Linked DNA regions of Mus musculus: regions 1 and 3 are each linked to region 2. A link is a loop called in an ENCODE intact Hi-C map of the cell type or tissue named here. Cell type or tissue: heart. All regions are shown on one strand. Links, peaks and the distances in the headings refer to the core of each region. The heading gives the core; the rest is flanking DNA.

Region 1 (5,916 bases), core at 612-5,611, 420 kb before region 2:
ACAACCCAGAATTTCCTGCCCAGCCAATGGTTCCACTCACAATTAGGATGGGTCTCTTGCGTCAACCAATATAGTCAAGACAACTCCACTGGGCTACTCTCAAAGGCTAACTTAATATAAGCATTTCTCACAGATGTGTCCAGAGGCACACCTCCTAGGTGTCCAGCTGACAAGGTATCCATCATGCTCTGTACCACAAAACAACAGCAGCAGCAAGCCACCTCCAACTCTCAGAAAGACTTCTCAGTCCCTTCATTATTCAGTGCAGTTTTTATGTGTCTCTCAGAAGCATCTTCTCAGTGACTGCCGAGAGAAAGGTCCCAGAGGCATCACCTAGGCCCAGGATTGGGGTCATCGGTATACTCACAACAGACTTGGCAGCACACACTAGGAAACTTTCCATGCCTTAGAATACCACCCCCCCCCCCCGCCACCAAGAAGTACACACTACATGGACAGTGTCAGATGTTAAGAATTTCTTTCTACACATGAAATTGAAATTCCCCATTATTTATACTTAACAAGCTATGCTCATACAGAAATAAACAAGCTGGTCAGGAATGGGTCTCCTGTTTGCCATACTCTAAAACCTCAGGTACAACCATCCCACTCTGCCTTTTCCCAGTTTTCCTGACCATGGCTCTGACCTGTGGCCAGCCTAACTGAAGGCTGCTTTGCATGACATCACTTTGATAGTGAGAATCTTGTCTGGCTGTGTGGTCTTAGATGCATTTTCCATGTTCTAAGTGTCTTCCAACACTTACAAGACCCGCGGTGCTGACCATACTGACTTCCATGGCTGCTTGGGTCTCTCTGTAGCTCCAGAGCCTACTTGACTCTCTTTGCTAAAAGGTCTTATGAGATGGCTTTCTTCTCTGCTTTCCCTAGGATGGAACTTGAAGCTTAACCTAATACAAGGTGGTTCCTGACAGAGCAAAGTAGAACTCCACATAACTGTCTATTCTGGCCAGCTGATGAACCCTAGTCACGCAGGTCCTGTGCTGTTGTGAGCACAGAAAACCCATGAAGACAAGATGTATTCCATGAGATACTCAAAGTCATTTATCATTTAACTGACACAACATATTCACCCTTTCAATAAAACGTAGAACGTTGATTCTAAAACTCTCATAAAAGAATTGGTCACCACTTCCTCTAGCTTGGAGTTCTAAGATGTCTTACTCAATGAAGAAAACCACGGATGGCTATACTAGAGGCTTCTCCAATGAGAATCCTCCCAAAGAGGAATGCTGATTATCTCAGAAAAAGAAACGATATAAATAAACATAATACAAAATTGAGGTGCTGGGACACAATTATAAATCGCTCTGCTTGACTCTTGCCATCTTCCAGGGCAGAGGCAGGTTGGTCTCTGTGGCAAAGAATAGACCACCAGCTGTTGTATGTTCTGCCAAGAGCAGAGAGAGTTATTATAAATAATCAGCAGCAGTATGTCCTTTGGGGCTGGGCAGTGTGTGTGTGTGTGTGTGTGTGTGTGTGTCTGGAAATAGAGGGTGCTAGAGGGATGGAGGCAGGGCCAACATGGCAGAGGATGAGCTAGAAGTTTTTCTGTGTACCTAGGCTCCTATTACATCACAGGGGCAGTTATGTAATGTGCCTCCGTTTATAACCAGAATGGAAGTAAAGGGAGCATCTTCATTAGCAGTGACACAGCGTAAGTCACGTGGATAGGCCATCAGTGTGCTTGTGGGCATCTTCCCTTCCCTTCTGCATCTGTCTGCATTTTGTTAACTCCTTGCCTCCTTTTGGGCATACATGTGTGTTTTTAAAGTGGAAGCAGAGACAGAGCTTGGTGCCCTGCTTTTAAGGTCTCCTCACAGAAGAAATGTATGGTGTTGATTTTACAATTTTATATCCTATCATAAGGTCCCTTTTAAAAAGGAACTATAGTAGCAACACGTAGGTCTCCCAACATTTCCCTGTGACAGATTCACCCACCCCATGAGCCTTTGTAGCCAGATGCAGGCCATAGTTCCTCACTTCATTTTTTTCAGGCCATTCTTCTGAACATGGAGAAATACCATCCTGCTCAAATCTAATTCTAAGCTGTAACTCAACTCAGGTATATGTTAGAGGGATGCTGCCCAGGAAAGACAAATAATTAGTGTCTGATATTTAAAATTCACGTGTGTGTGTGTGTGTGTGTGTGTGTTCCTGAGTGTGACTGTTTTGCTCTGTGAACCTGGAGTTTCCTGATCTGGTGAACCTGGCTGACTAGAGATCCATCTGTCTCTGCCTCTGTAGCCCTGGCATCCTAAGAGTATGCCACCATGCCTAGCTTTTCCTGTGGGTTCTAGCTCGGGTCCTTACCAGTTAAACATTTTTTCCTGGCTCTGTTTTCTTTTTTTAAATTACATTTTTAGCAGTTTACATTCAGACAGTAACATTTATCTTCATGTCTAACAAGTGGGAAGATTGAGTCTCCAAAACGTGAAATGATTTATTCAACCAGCTAAGGAAACCCAAGGCGGGGCCAGGCTTAACAGGTATTCCAGCCAATATGACTATAATAGAAAATTCTAAGACAGATCTACAAAGGCTTTATCATATAGTTCCCTAACAGGAGCAGTGTGGAGAAAATGGAGTTCAAGTCTCAGAGGAAGGAACCTCTGCTTAGCCTGTATTGATGTTTTACACATTGTTTCACTTTTATGTTTGCCCTTTATGCCCACAGAAGCCCATTCCCCCTCCCCACATTCGCTCTCTCTATTTTTTTACATTGCCCCTAGCTTTAATTTTAGAAGCCTTTGAGTGCATCTTTGTGGATTTATTCCTTCTTGAAACAGGAGCAGGAATTTTACCTGTGTTCCCATGCCTTCAAACTAAATGACAAATTCTGGGATCTAACACTGAGCACAGATAGCAAAGACAAGATTGATTCTAATCCGAAAAATAAAGTTCAAATATTGACACTTTACGGTTAGAGAGTTTCCAATCTACCTGGGGCCATGGAAGTAGAGTTTACTTAATTTAGCTATCAGGCTGTTCATTGTGTTTTCTGGCCCTATAAATTTGTGTTGTAGTATCTTGAATATCCAGCAGATGGCATCTGCTCCAAAACTCAAAAATTCCATTTCCATAGTATGGCAAGCAGGGAATAGACACATAGAAGCCTCTCTCTTCATCGACTTCTCCACTCACTACCAAGAAAGGGCTTCTGGAACACTGAGGGTAGAAAATACAGCTACTGCATGGTGAGAGCTATTCTCTGTCCATACCTGTAGACCTCAGTAATTTGTAAGGGAAATAGAATTAGAATAAATCCTGATGAATCTCCCAAACGGACAACTATCAGTTTCAGTTATTTTACTAAGTGAGATAAGAGAGCAATCTTAGTGTCAGAGTGGTGGGTGTGTGTGCTAATCTCAAACCTCCCACCAAAGAGAGACAGGCAAAGGCAGCACAGTATAACATTTTCAAATCGGAGCCAGCTCCTCCAAGAAGCAAGGACACAGCCCCATGACAGATGCCTTCTCACGGATGTGAGGAGACGGATACGGAATGTGATTGAATGACTTCTAATGTTTCACGACACCTTTGCTCCATAGCTTTGAAAAGCTTACACATGAACACACTGATCCCTATCCAGATGAGCCAGGGGCCCCATCCTTTTGTGTCAAGCACAAAGAGGAAGGCGAGTGCAGCAGAGACAGAGACAAAGGAACAGCCTGTGCAACCAAGCGCTGAACATGATTTAAACAGCCAACTTAGTAAACATCAATTCTCAGGCTGTATTCTGTGAATTGGAGTCAACCTCCAAAGGAAATGCAGGCTTACACTGAAAGGATTGCTTCTGCTAAGACAATGCAAAGTCGCATCTTTGTGCCGTAAGTCATCTCCCTGAAAGATGCTGACAAGACAAAGGCCTCAAAGTGAAAAGGTGAAACCGGCTCATTTGAAAAAGGGAAAAAGGAACCGCATTAGAGCTTCTTTGTTTAACACTCTGGTACCCGTGTTTTGTATTGTCAGAGATCAGTGTGCCTTTGAGGAGAGAGAGGGCTTAGAAATGGAGAGAATGTGCGGCTTGCTGTGTGACTTTCTATGAATCACTTTCTCACCCTGGACATAAAGTTTCCATTCTGGTCACATAAGAGGGTGGGAGCAAATGATTGCTGTGTTTTCCACATGGTTATGATGAAGCTCCCTCCTCACATTCACACATAAGTGAGAGTCTGAAGACTGGGTGGTAGAGGCTTGGAGAAGTGGGGACCAGTGCTGGCCCATCAAAATGGAACCGTGGGGAAGGCACTGCACATGAAACTATCTCGGAATCCTTTGAGCCTCTCATTTGGATGGTTGTTTTCTAAGAATACAATAGAAGCTCTGGTTTGGAAGTCAAAGCCCCAGAAAGGAAATACATTTTGTCTTAAACGTTAATAATGTTAACGCTTGAGAATCATGTGCACTTTGACCACTTCCTTTTTTACACGCAGCAGGGTCCAAGGATATTTCTTTTTTTGTTGTTTGTTTGTTTGTTTTTGTTTTTCGAGATAGGGTTTCTCTGTATAGCCCTGGCTGTCCTGGAACTCACTTTGTAGACCAGGCTGGCCTCAAACTCAGAAATCCACCTGCCTCTGCCTCCCGAATGCTGGGATTAAAGGCATGCACCACCACCGCCCAGCTCCAAGGATATTTCTAAGACTGGAATTTTGAGTTGCCTGACATCTCCTGCCTCAGTCACAGTCAAACACACAATATATTTCCTCAGAAGTGTGGACTTAGAACATTTGAACTTAAGGCTGAGTGTGTACAGAACCTGTAGAATGTATCTTTGACCTCTTGGCTTCTGGAGACACACATTTCCTTTGTTTATTCACAAGTCTACTTTATTCTCCCCTCAGATTTAATTATTTTCCAGTTCTCATTTGCATATGTGTAGGCTACCATCCATTCACAATCTGCTGAGACCTACACGTGGGAGGCACAAAGCTTCCCATTCCATAAAAGGACTGGATACCATGGACAAGCCACTTCCCCTGCAGTGCTCTCAGAGAGCCCTGCCCTGCCCTAGCAAGTGTGCTGGAGATGAAGTATGCCATTTGGTGTGTGCATCTACATCTTCAGCATGCCATTGTGTACCAGATACAGCAGAGAAATGGGATCATTCTATTAGACACCCGTAGTCTGTTGGGACTGGGAGGGACATTACAGAACCAACTAAAGTTACCCTTCAGTTTACATGTGAGAGAAATGAATCTCACTGGTGTAAGATTGGCAGAGATAACCCAGGTGGTGGGATGATGCTAGACTGTGATCCTTATTTTATTTTATATTTTGCATGCCCAATTCAGATACATGCCCATAATTACTCTGCTTTCAGCATCTCTCTACTGTCCTGAATTTTTCTGTTTTTCCACCTCTCAAATTTGTGAGTTTGCTTTTGAGATAGGGTCTCATGTAGCCCAGGCAGGCTTTAAACTTCCTATGTCACTGAGGATTATCTTGACCTTCTAATCCCCCTGCCTCCACCTCCCAAGTGCTGGGGTTGCAGGTTAACAAGCCTTGTTTATGTGATGCTGGCCCACACATGCCAGACACGCACTGTACCTATAAGCCCTCACCTATAAATGAATTAAAGGATTTTTTTTGAAGCTAACACTCTAGGAGTGACATCCTGATTCAGGACCTTAGATACCTTCTGAATGCAACATAAGTCAAAATGACCTTGTTACCATACATTCCTCTTTCTACCACCAGTCTATTCAGTTTGCTGTACACTCACTCATTCATCCAAACCTCTATCTGTGTTTCTACCTTTAGGCCAATGACCTCGGAGGGTCGAGCCCTCATCTCAGTGCAGCAAACAGAACTAGATGTCCTTTCTCCTCGAAAAGCTAGCAGCATGACTGTCAGTGCTCCTGAAGACTCTTGAACAGAGCACACCAGCTTTACAGT
Region 2 (5,916 bases), core at 545-5,544:
TCCTAGATAGACCTTCTCAACTTCAATGGTAGTCCAGCTAGCTGGTTGGGGGGGAGGGGTGAGGTGGGGTGATGCTGTGTACTACAGCACTCCTAACAACCTCTCTGAACCCTGTTAACCACCTTTTCTCTGCTGAAGTTCTTTCTGACCAAACAAATAGTCTGCAGACACTGCCAAGTGTTCCAAAGGGCTCACAATGGTCCCATCTCATGGCTACTTTGCCTAGGTACATGGTCTACTTTCCAAGTTACTGACAATGATATCTGTAATTAAATCACTTCCTTCTGCCCACCATCTGGTGGTTATTTCTGGGGTGTCTATTTCTGCTAATTTTGTGCTTGCTAATAATAGGTTTTTGTCATGGTAGTATTGCCCTTCACGATGCTAATTCCTTGGTTTCTGCAACTTGTAGTGAAACAAACATGCTAGAAGCTTAGCACAGTTCTTCCCCTTCTTCTCTTTCTTTTCTTCTTCTTCTTCTTCTTCTTCTTCTTCTTCTTCTTCTTCTTCTTCTTCTTCTTCTTCTTCTTTTCTTGTAAGTCTTGGCTAGAATGTGAGTTTTTAAGTGAAGTTTTTTGTTTTTTTTTTTTTTTTCGTCCGAGACAGGGTTTCTCTGTATAGCCCCGACTGTCCTGGAACTCACTCTGTAGACCAGGCTGGCCTCGAACTCAGGCTGGGATTAAAGGCGTGCGCCACCACGAATCTTAATTCATACTGTTTTACCTTGTGATTTTTGCATCTTCTAAGCCATTAGGTTTCTTTATGTGAAGTTAGCACATAGTGAAAGAGGATATGATAAATACACAGTAGCTTCTTTTTCCCAGAAATGAGGATTAAACTAAGATCTTACATATACTAGGCAATTCCCCAGGCCTTGCTCTTGTGCCTTCCTTTCCTCAGCAGCTATGTATTGGTAGAATCCAGTGGGATATCTACCAATCTATCCATGTGGGATAGATACTGGGCTAGGAATGGGCCGAACGGTGGGATACCTCCCCAACCAGTCAGCTGCTTTGCATGGACAGGTTCATACAAAATAATAAAGGAAAGTAAATGTTTTGGTCAGTCATTAGCACTTTTTGAAATCAAGAACAATTATTCTCACAGAATCACTCCCAGGTCTTTTAAGAATGATCAGTATGGATCTTTGCAGAGGATTTGATCTAGGATAACTATGTTTTGTTTTGTTTTGTTTTGTTTTGTTTTTTAATTCCCAGGTTTCTTAATGCAGCCATCTTTGGGAAATACAAGATAATTTGCAAGGTATCAGAATAGAAAATATAGGAATGAGACTAATGGCTTCCTTTGATACAACATTAAATCGGGGCTTTGTATAAAGAAACAAGAAAGCTGGATATACACCCTAGCCTGTAAGTTTTGCATGCTCCCTACTTTGAGATGGTGTCATGTTCTGTCATCTTATGTGCCCTTTCACTAGCAGTCTTCCTGCCCTAACCTCCCCAGAGGTTACAGGATTATAGAAATGTGTACAACTCACAGCTGAAATCCTGAGACCCAATATCCAGTTGGGGGAGAGTGGGCACTTTACTTACCCGTCTCTCTTCTGTTTAGAGCCTTGGATTTTTATATTGTGGTTCTTTGTACTCTATGGTCTTGCACATAGTTTGTTAGGTTTATTTTTATTTTCACGATGCAACAGATGGGCCCATGGTGCTACACGCTGTTCCTGATCTATTTCCCAACCCCCAGGTTTATTTTCTGGTATTGTCTTTCTTTCTTTAGTACTACTGTAAGTGGTGTGTTTCTGTATTTAAACCCCAATCACTCATTTCTGGAATATGTGAAAATAATTAAAATTTGAATATTGACTTGTGTCTTGAAGCCTACTATTACCAAATCAAGCACAACTTCTAATAGTTGTTACTTTTTAATCGATTCTTTAAAATCTCCTACTAAACCTGCCATGTCATTCATGAACAAAGGGAGTTTGATTTCTTCCTGCCCCAGTATGTACAAGCCTTTTCATTTTTTCTTTTGTAGACCAATTTTTCTTTCACATAATTAAAACAGAATAGTATTAACACACTTTAAACCCACATGTAACTAGGATTCTGAACATTAGTTCGAGGACTATTTTATAGTTATGACAACAACTGTCCCTGCTAAATGCAGCATGAACATGTAGGCTTTAGTTGACTTTGAAGACACCAGCAGCAGACAGATCAGCATCTCAGTACTGTGAGACCATGGTTGGTATATAAATTTGATAAGTGCTAAAGAACCAAAGGTGGGGTCAGAAAAGCAAGTCCCTTAAGGGAGAATATAGGAAGATTTCTGATAACATCAAATGAGTTTATAGAAAGAAGATGGCAGTCTTCCAACCATGATGATATGGGCTGAATCTCTGAAGCTGTAAGCCAGCCCCAGTTATAAAACTGACTATGGTCATATTGTCTCTTCACAGCAATGAAACCCTAGGACAAAATCCTAGCCCCCTTTCGATAGGAAGATATAGTCAGTAAAGTACAAACCTGGAACTAGTCAGACCATGTATGGAAACAATAAGAACATGTATCTTATGCAGTGGGGTAGAACTGCAGACGACAGTGAGTCCTCTCCCCCACTGACACCTAAGCTTCGCCAGCTCCTTGCCCTCTTTGGGGATGCCTGAGGATGAGAAAACTCAATGACTTCTGGAGAACAATGCACTATCAAGAACTAAATAAATAGTGGCTTGCACACAGCCTGTGGAGTTTAACATAGCTCCCTGGAGGAAACGGTTGAAAAATAAATGGGATTTTTTTCTTTGTATTTTAGCAGTCATTTCTAATGTTTGTAAGACCTCCTTGAGTGCTGAATTCCAAAATGAACATCACATGCTTGAAGAAGGCAGTAGTAAGTCTTTATAGGCAATTTACATCTTCTGTGAAAGGTGATATTCTTTAGGGTTTTTTTTTTTTTTTTCAGTATGGAAAAGTAGCACAAGAAAAAAAAAAAAAAGAAAGAACAGAAGGGATAGAGATATTGAAGTGTTAATTAGAACGCATAAGTGGACCCTCCGACTCCTTAGGCTGTATTTGTGAAGGAAACACAGCTTTGTAGGAGTGACAGATGTTGAGACTCTCAGAATCCCCATACAGAAGACCTGCAATTACATACCTGAATGTCCCTTCCCCCACTAAAAAAGACAAGTGTGCATACCTTGCAGAAAATCACAGAAGCTTAAAAATGGATATCTTTGTTGCTGTTTCTTGTTGAAATTTTGTCTTATTGACAGTTTTGAGTTGAACTTCATTTGGAAGCATGGGTGATCTTGAAGTCTTAATTTTTGACAAAGAAAATCCAGATAACAATTCTGGAGGTTTTGAGCCACCCAGAGCCACGCAGCTGCTCCCAAGCATGGTAAATGGACTGTGATTGCCATCTTGTGGTTGATTAGAACATTGCCTGCCGTAAAAAAAAAATAATGAGCTGTATTTAAATGTAAAAATACAATGATTGTGGGAACAAAAGCATGCAGTAACTCAGCAAATTAAACTTGCAGTTTCTTAACACATTGCATGTAAAATTTGTGTTGAAGTTCTTGCACGGGAGTTCCATTAGAAAGGAGCCCGTGTGATATTTAGCTTAGTAGAGGACTCAAAGATGAATGATATTTGCACTTGCTTTTCCTCAAATGTATATTTGAAGTCCAAGGCTCATTCTGTAAATTAGACCCTCTCTGTCACTCTTTGCACTTTTCCATACAATTAAAAGCATAGACATGAGTTACCATCTAACCATTGCTAACGTTGGCAACCCTGTCACTCTGAGCTTTTTCTGACTGTCTAGGTGGGGTATAAGAGCTCTAAAGGACAATTTCTTAAGAATGCAAATGTGCTCTTTGTTCCATATTTCTTATGATTTTAAGCCATTGGTTTGTTTCTTTACCATATGAAGCTTTGCTTTGTGAGCTGCCCGAGCTTTGTCACCAAGTAAGTAAAACAAGCATCCCCAGCCCCTAGGCACCAAGTGACTAAACTCAAGGTTGAGGTGTATGTGTACATACAGAAGTTATACTAAAAATAAGGTGCTGTTTGGGTGACTTTGACATAGTGTATGCATTTAATACATGCATATACTTAATTTATGCATAGATGTTCAGTGGAACCATCTGGAGGGAGAAAGGGACAGTGGGGAGGATCGAACAAAGTAAGGATAGTGGTCTGGAGGGATGTATTCAACATGTAGCTCACACCTGCAGGAAACGTAAACAATGAAGAGGAGCAGCAGAAAGAGAAGACTGTCCAGAAACCCCACAGCAAAGAGCAGATTACAGTAGCCAGTTAAGGCTACATGACTCCAGTCAGAGGAACAATGGTGCTCTGGCATTCCAATGCTGCCCCGTTTCCAGTCTCGTGACCCCTGCCCTGACCCCTGGAAGAAAGTCAACACCAGGGGAGTCTCTGTTCGATGTATTTTTTCTGCTTCCTTTGTTTTGTTAAACTGGCAATGCTGAGTTTTTTTCTAGAAACAGGTCATAAAACCAGGAGGTTCCACTTCATTGGGAAACTTGCCATAAACTGTGGGCACAGATACTGAAAAACTCCAACACCTGCAGTTATATTTCCAGTACTTCACCTACTTAGGTTTCATAACTTTCTTCAAAGACAGGCAGCCTTTTCCCCCTTTAAACATGAAAATATAGTTCCTATTTTCTAATAAGGAGTACCTACCCAATTCTGCAGGCTACCAAAAGATAAAACACAAATACCAACCTAGCCATAAAATACTTGGTCTACAATCTATCCTTTCTGAAAAATATGCTGGGGCAATAGTGACACAAAACTTCTAGGAATAACCAACCAATATCTGATTTGATTCAAGACCCACTCCATGTGATGGATTTTATACCTGACACTGCATGGGTGACCAAAAACCAGACACTAGATAGCCCAGAGACCTAGGGTAAAACTAAATCCTACTGTCATAAAACCAAACAACAACCAAAGCTCATGATAAAGTGACTCTTAATGACACTCTGCTATGGTAACAAATACAGAGATACAGCCAGATATTACTCTGTCTGTCTGTCTGTCTGTCTGACTGTCTGACTGACTGTCTTTGTCTCTCTGTCTCTCTCCCCACTCCACCCCCTCTCTCACACACACAGTAGAGGGACCTTGGAACACACAGCTCTAAATGGGATGTTCCTACCATATCTCTCCTCTCAGAGCTAATGTGACCCTTAGGAGGAGGAGACAGGAAGAGTGTAAGAGCTAGAGGGGCCAGAAGATATCTGGTAAACAAGAGCTTCTGAATCAATTGAGCAAAATTCATAGGAACTCACAAAGACGGAATCAGCAAGCACCAGTCTGTATCAGGTCCCCTGTGTACGTATTTTGGTTTTCAGTTTAGTGTTTTTCTGGGACTCCTGAGTGTATGAAAGAGTGGGTTTCTGATTCTTGTGCCTACTCTTGGGGCTCTTTTGCTTTTGTTGTTTTGCCATTTCTAATATTGATGTGTTTTTTTTTGTTTTAACTTATTATATCTTTTTTTAAATTATGTTTTGTTGCTATCTTTTAGAAGCCTGTTCTTTTCTAGTGAGAGAATGGAAGGGGATCTGGATGAGAGGGGAGGTGGGGAGGCACTGGGAGATGTAGAAGGAAGGGAAACTGTAACTAGGATATGTTCTATAAGAAAATGATCCATTTTTAATACAAGGGGGAAAATTATTACAATAAAAAGAGTACATATTTAAAAACCAAAACAAAACCAAATCTCCTAAACAAGAAAACCAAACTAAACCATGAAAAGGAATAGGAGTACATGTATAAAAAAATCTCTTATAGATGATTTAGGGATGTTTAGAATTGAAATGCTGGTGTGCATATATGATAGGGCAGAGACAGACCTAAATGGTGATGAAGAGAATTAACTAGTTGAGTGAGTTTATACACACTGATAATTCTAGCA
Region 3 (5,916 bases), core at 612-5,611, 1.3 Mb before region 2:
TCTTAGGAGACCTACCCAATGCTCACATGTAGTAGAAACACAAAAAGGATAACTGATGCTTCTCTCAAAACTCTTCAATTACATTCGGTGTCCCAGACAGAAGGCCTAGTATCAATGCATGATAGTATCAATGCATGGGACTGGAACAAACCTCATTCTCATCTCTAATCATTCATCAAAGAGATACAGCTCACAAAAATGCTACTTATTTCCAATTACCAGGATACACACAGTTTCTGCACACAACTGAGACAGACATGACGGACAGTACGGGTACCTCGAGTTGGGCGGTCCCTGTTTTTGTCCCTTGCAGCAGCTCTCTCTCTCTCTTCCAGTTCTCTCCTGAAGTCACGGTTTCGAACCTCTTCAGGGGCATCCTGTGTGGTTTGTCTTAAGTAGGAAAAACAAAACAAAACACGTCAAAAATGTTGGCCTCACTTGTCAAGGAAAAGAACCTATATAGCTTCAACAATTTAAGACAATCCAGAATGTAACTGTCTGTCAACAACAAAAAGGAAGAAGATAAGACAATATCCCAATCTGAGGGTTAATACACTCGTAGTGTTCCTTATCACTAGAACAACAAACTAAAGCACACAATTGCCTACAACAGAATGTCTTTGGCTTTTAAAAAAAAAGATTTATTTATTTTATGTATATGACTACACCATTGCTCTCTTTAGACACACCAGAAGAGGACATCAGACCCCTCCGATGGTTGTGAGCCACCATCTGGTTGCTAGGAATTGAACTCTGGACCTCTGGAAGAGCAGTGCTCTTAACTGCTGAGAAATCTCTCTAACCCATGTCTTCGGCTTTTTAAAACAGTCCACCAATTCAAGGGCTGTTAGAGCAACACTTCCATATTCACTACAGCTCCGTCTTCTCTGATGTGATTATCATGACTAATGAGTGCTTCATCTACACATAGCAATTCCTGGTTCAAAGGAACTTATGCTGGAAGACTGTCTAGCAACTTTACCTGTAGGGCGTAATTTTATTGTAAACTTTTTTGAAATACTTCTCTTTGGAGATCAGTAACCTAAATACTATAATTTAGACATGACCATAAGTCATATATATACATACATATATATAGAGAGAGGCTTGGTCCCATTCTGTGAACAAGACAAATGAAGGCCTTCTTACCTGTACTTTATCTTTGTATGAGAGGGAAGATCTCTGCTTGAATACTGCTTGGAGAGCTGGCTCAAATCCCCTTCTCCTTTTCCTCTCCCACCTCTTGCAGGTTCAAAAGTTGGCCTGGCTGCTGTTGTCATCTTTTAGTCTTCGGCAAAAGTGAATTTAAGTTATACTTTCATTTTACAGATAACTCAAAAATATCTATTCTTAAATCCTTCTCAAACTCCCCAAAATTGCTTAGTTTGCTTCAACACAAGTTCCTAAAAATCCGAATTATGAAACTCAGGGTGTTTACTAGGCAACTCTTATTCAGTATAAATAACTACTATGAAGATCTGAGTTAGTGCTTCTGTTCTGGCTGGGTAGCCCTGGGCAAGTCTTCTAGCTCGTTTCTGTCATTTGTGGAATGCCGACATTTCTATAGTATTATGAGATTCCCATACATGATGTCAGATCTTGCACAACAGTGTAGTGTAGCTTTTAAAATAAATGACTTAAAAAAATGTTATCCCACTAGCACTAGCTTCTCTGAGATTTTATTTTATTCTTTTTTAAAAAAAATTTATTCTTTTTTTTTTTTTTTTTTAATTATAGGATCTCACAATGTAACTGTCCGGCCAAGATTTGCTGTTCTACCAGAAACCTCACACTACAGCAAAGAACCCAATAAAAAACAAATTTCTTTTAAAGTCACAGTCAAACTTATTATGTTAAAATTTGTTTAAAGTCCCCAGTGACATTTACATGGGCAACCATTACCCCAGAATCTTGTTGACTCAATTTTCTTCTAAAGCAGTTACCACAACATTTATCAAGGCTGTAACTTCCGCGATGCTCAGAAAATCGGAACTCCACCCAACCAAGTATCAAGAACCCATCCTGAACTGGGTATGATGGGGGTACTCCTGTGATTCCAGAGCTTGGGAGGTGAAAGCAAAAGAATCGGGAGTTCGAAGCTAGCCTAGGCTACAAGAGAACCTTTGCCATTTTTAGCTGTCAAATAAGAATTGCAGCCTAACTGCAGGGCTACTAAATCTCCGTTAGCTTAAGCAGCTGCTCACACAGATCGTGTGTGAAGTGGGAGTTTCTCCCCATCCCACCCTCCTTTGCTTTTCTCAGTGTCTGAGGCGCTGCACCGGTGACCGCCCCGGGCTCGGCTTCAGCTCCGGACCACCATCCCTGCACCGCGGCCTGTACGATCGTCACGGGCTGCGGCGGCGACTCGGCTCCCCGGTGCCACCCACACAAGAACCACAAACCACCATGCCCGGCTGCTCACTCTGGCGGGGGTCCTACGCAGCACCTTCCGAAACTCACTCATGAACCAATGCGACCCTTAGCTCCCAGAAATCTCGGCGCCGGGGGCGCCAGGCCCAAGACCGGAAACAAAATGCAGAGCTTCCAGTTTTTACACCAGGGGCTCGGTTGAGACCCGGAAGCAAAACCTTCGCACTTCCAATGGCTGTGGAGAAGATGCGAACTCCACACCCGGAAGCAATTCCGGAGTTGTGTGTGTGTTTTTTTTTTTTTTTTTTTTAAACCGTCTCTCACAGGCTGACGCAGTGACCAATCAGCAAAGACACGGGAAAAAGATGGAATGACGTTGCCTAGGGGCGGAGCCAAGGCAGCTTAGGGGGCGGGCGTTTGAAACCGGTGCTTCATAGTCGACCCCAAATATCATCTTTTTTCCTTTGCGAACCAATTACTTAATCTCTCTTGCGTCTTTTCCTTTCCCGACCCCCTCCCAGACTCGTTCGCTGCGGTTCTGCGAGGACGGAGGCGCCAGGAGCCGGTCCGCGTCTCGCAAGAGAGATGTGAGGAGAGCTTGCCAACTGACCGACCCAACGGCTCCTGCTCCTCAGTAGACCCCGCAGCCTAGGGACTAGAGTTGTCACTTAAGTGGATATGAAGAAGGCGCAAATAAGTACGGGGGCAGCCACGAGCTTTCCAAAGGTACCATTCCTGCGAAACCACTAGCCTTGAAGGCAAGGGTTATAGTCGCATTGCTTGTTAAGATATATAAATATATAGATATATAGCTATATGCATTAAGCGTTGTAGCGTGAGGGGAGATGCTTGTGAGCGTTTACGATAGTGACAATTTATGGAGCAGTGGGCCTAACTGCCAGGAGGAGCACGAGATGGGATTAAGATGGCTTCGCCAACGTTGTCTTGTGCCCCATCATTGAGATCTTGGGGACGGCCGATGCTCGGTAAAGAGGATTCTGTTCTCCAGTTTATCTCAAGTGGAAGGGTCTCCTAAAATTGAACATTTCCGTTCTTTTCTGTCCTTCCTTTGGAACTTTTAAATGAAGAAAGAGAATTAGAAAAGAACCCACTCCCTCCCGAATGTGCCCGCTCCCCAAGTAGAAGGTGAAAGCTTCATATTTTTGCCCTGAGCCTCACACAAAGGACACCGCTTTCACATTAGTGACTCAAACCCAAAGATGGAGACCCTCTTCCTTCCCTCGTCACATCCTGTTCACCTGCCACTCTTGTCCAGTATTGTGAAAATTACCCTGAAGTTCCTTTGCTTGTCACCACACTCCTTCAGGCCACTGTCATTTCCTCTTGATTTGTAATTGCTTTCATAGGGACTTTCCTAGTTTTGCACAAACAGAGTGATTTTTTCAGATTACCAGGTAGTGGTTTTGACACTTAGGATAAAACAGCCTCTTGCTTTTACTTACACAGTCTGCCTCCTGCCTGCCTTTAGTCACAGGCACACCACACTCAAGATACACTCAACTGGACATTTCTGTTTCTTTCAACAAGGCAGGATTCCATTGTTTCATTTGAGTTTTGAGCCAAGCTCTTACAGTGCAGCCCAGGCTGGCTTTCAACTTAAGTTCAGGCATGCATTCATCTGTTTTTAAAGACTTGGGACTGTGTTCTTCACCTCTGCCTCCAAGACACCTGTAACTCGGTTCTTCAGGGCATAGCTTAGTGCTGCTTCCTCTGTGAGGTTTCCCCTGACATCTCTACTGGTCCCCACTTCCTCCCTTGCAAAAGTGTCTTTATGGCACCCAGTTCTATATTTCCATAATGCTGAACTCTAGTTGGGTTTACTCTTTGTTTATATTACCTCATGCACTTTTTTTCTTTGTGGTCAGAGGCAAAGTATTGAGACTAAGTATCTATTTTCTATGAGGCTCTCTTGGTTCTAACCCCAGTTCTGCCCTCCTTAGCTATGCACAGTTGGGCAAATTATCTTTCCTCTCCTATCTTCCATCCCTTGTGCAAAAAGTAAGGGTGATTTATTTTTATTGTTACCATGGTAATTACATCACTTTGTAAAGTGCTTAGAACTATCTCAGCAAGTGACTTTGTTGAGTCAGATTTGGCTGTTACTAATACTATTACGGTCTGACTAACCTTAGAACCTAAATTCCAGTAAAGCAGGAACCCTGCCTCTCTTCACTAGTGGCCTCTACATATAGAGCAGTACACCATACATGACAGAGCTTGAGTAAATACTAGTTAAGTGAATGACTAACATGTTATAAATACAGGAATGAAATTGCAGTGGCAAGATGGTGACAGGAAATGCTTACTTTTTATATTCCAGCTGACTTTATCAACTCAATAAGTCACCACAGTCCATTTGACTTTGAATTATTAATTAATTAACACTTGATGATGCCATTACAGTTTAGCATTAAAAAGTTAGTTCACAAAAGTAAAAGCATTTGATTAAAATAGTCTGGAAGTGTTAATGAGACAGGCAAAACAAAACAAACAAATAAAAAAACCCCTAACTTTTAAGTACCTGTAAATAATAAAATGATACCATAAAGCTTTTGACTTAAACAGTGAAAGCACTTAAGACAAAGAAATGAAGTTGGGGAGATGTCTGTATTAGCTAAGGTTCGCAGAGGAACAGAGCTGACAGTGAATAAAGAGTAGACTGGATTTACTGGATTGGTGTACATGGTACAGTACAGATGTTGACTCTGGAATGATTGAGAACTCAGAAGCCACACAGTCCACAAGACTACATGTCTCCGCAGTTTAAGACTGTCCCATTCTGGTGCCTGGAGGATTCATTCCTTGAGAGCCACTGGTCTTCATTCCACATTGGAAGTCTGAAGAATCTGAATTCTGATATCAACAATAACAAAAAAATGGTAGCAGCAGGGTGGATTAACTAGACAGCAACCTGAGAATAGGGGGGATGAACTGGACAGTGCTGTGGAAGACAAGCAGGCAAACCCCAGACTTTTCCCTTGGGCTGCCTTTTATCTGGCTGCCACCAGAAGCTGCTATTCGTATTTAATATATAATATTAATATAAAATAATCTGATCAAGAAAATTCCTCACAGGTAGTCCTGTCAGTTTACCTCTTACTTGACTCTAGGTCCAGTCAATTTGGCAGAATTAGCCATCTCCTTTCCTTCTCGGATCAGCCTTTTCCCTCCCCATCTTCCTGTAGACGACCTTGTGTGTGAGCTGTTGGTGCGTGTGCACATGGAGGCAAGAGGTCATGTTGGGGTTTTCCTTGGTTCTTTACCTTAGTGTTGGAAACAATCTCTCACTAAACCTCAGTCTATTGGGTTAGGCTAGATTGACTACCCAGAAGCCTGCCTTTCCATCCCTGGGATGTGACAGATGCTCTCTGCCACACCTAGCTTTTGTTAGGGTCAAAACTTGAGTCCTCTGCTTGTACAGCAAGCACTTCAACAGAACCATCTCCCCATTCCTATAGTAGATGGTCTTTGAATTTTGGAAAATAGAATCCCCTTTACAAGGATTTCTTGCTTGGCTTATCTGTC

Evidence for each region. A loop is a pair of places that touch in the nucleus more often than their neighbours do. Peaks named below come from ENCODE experiments on the same cell type or tissue, not always from the same donor. Only the 100,000 strongest peaks of a DNase experiment are listed, where the experiment ranks them.
Region 1: a loop joins it to region 2, with 7 times the contacts of the local background. A loop is called at or near these places in 17 of 42 quality-filtered maps.
Region 3: it touches region 2 in a loop (5-fold over the local background); 3 of 42 quality-filtered maps call a loop at or near these places.

What each region holds. Positions count from the first base shown.
Region 1 is chr9:13,650,319-13,656,234 of GRCm38, reverse strand. The region is part of intron 2 of Maml2 (mastermind like transcriptional coactivator 2); the gene reads right to left. Among named protein-coding and RNA genes, the nearest start is that of Gm51666, 43 kb to the right of the region's middle. In heart, for the core only: a CTCF peak has its summit at 3,048 (motif pointing right); no DNase peak of the experiment used is centred there; H3K27ac peaks cover 365 bases.
Region 2 is chr9:13,229,196-13,235,111 of GRCm38, reverse strand. No RefSeq gene overlaps it. Among named protein-coding and RNA genes, the nearest start is that of Jrkl, 14 kb to the left of the region's middle. In heart, for the core only: a CTCF peak has its summit at 3,384 (motif pointing left); no DNase peak of the experiment used is centred there.
Region 3 is chr9:14,497,288-14,503,203 of GRCm38, reverse strand. It overlaps Kdm4d (lysine (K)-specific demethylase 4D), which reads left to right and starts at 2,722. Exons shown (of 2, transcript NM_173433.2): 1 at 2,722-3,096. It overlaps Cwc15 (CWC15 spliceosome-associated protein), which reads right to left and starts at 2,585. Exons shown (of 7, transcript NM_023153.3): 1 at 2,423-2,585; 2 at 1,150-1,288; 3 at 278-390. The coding sequence starts at 1,280. In heart, for the core only: no CTCF peak of the experiment used is centred there; a DNase peak (open chromatin) is centred at 2,633; H3K4me3 peaks cover 2,188 bases; H3K27ac peaks cover 1,242 bases.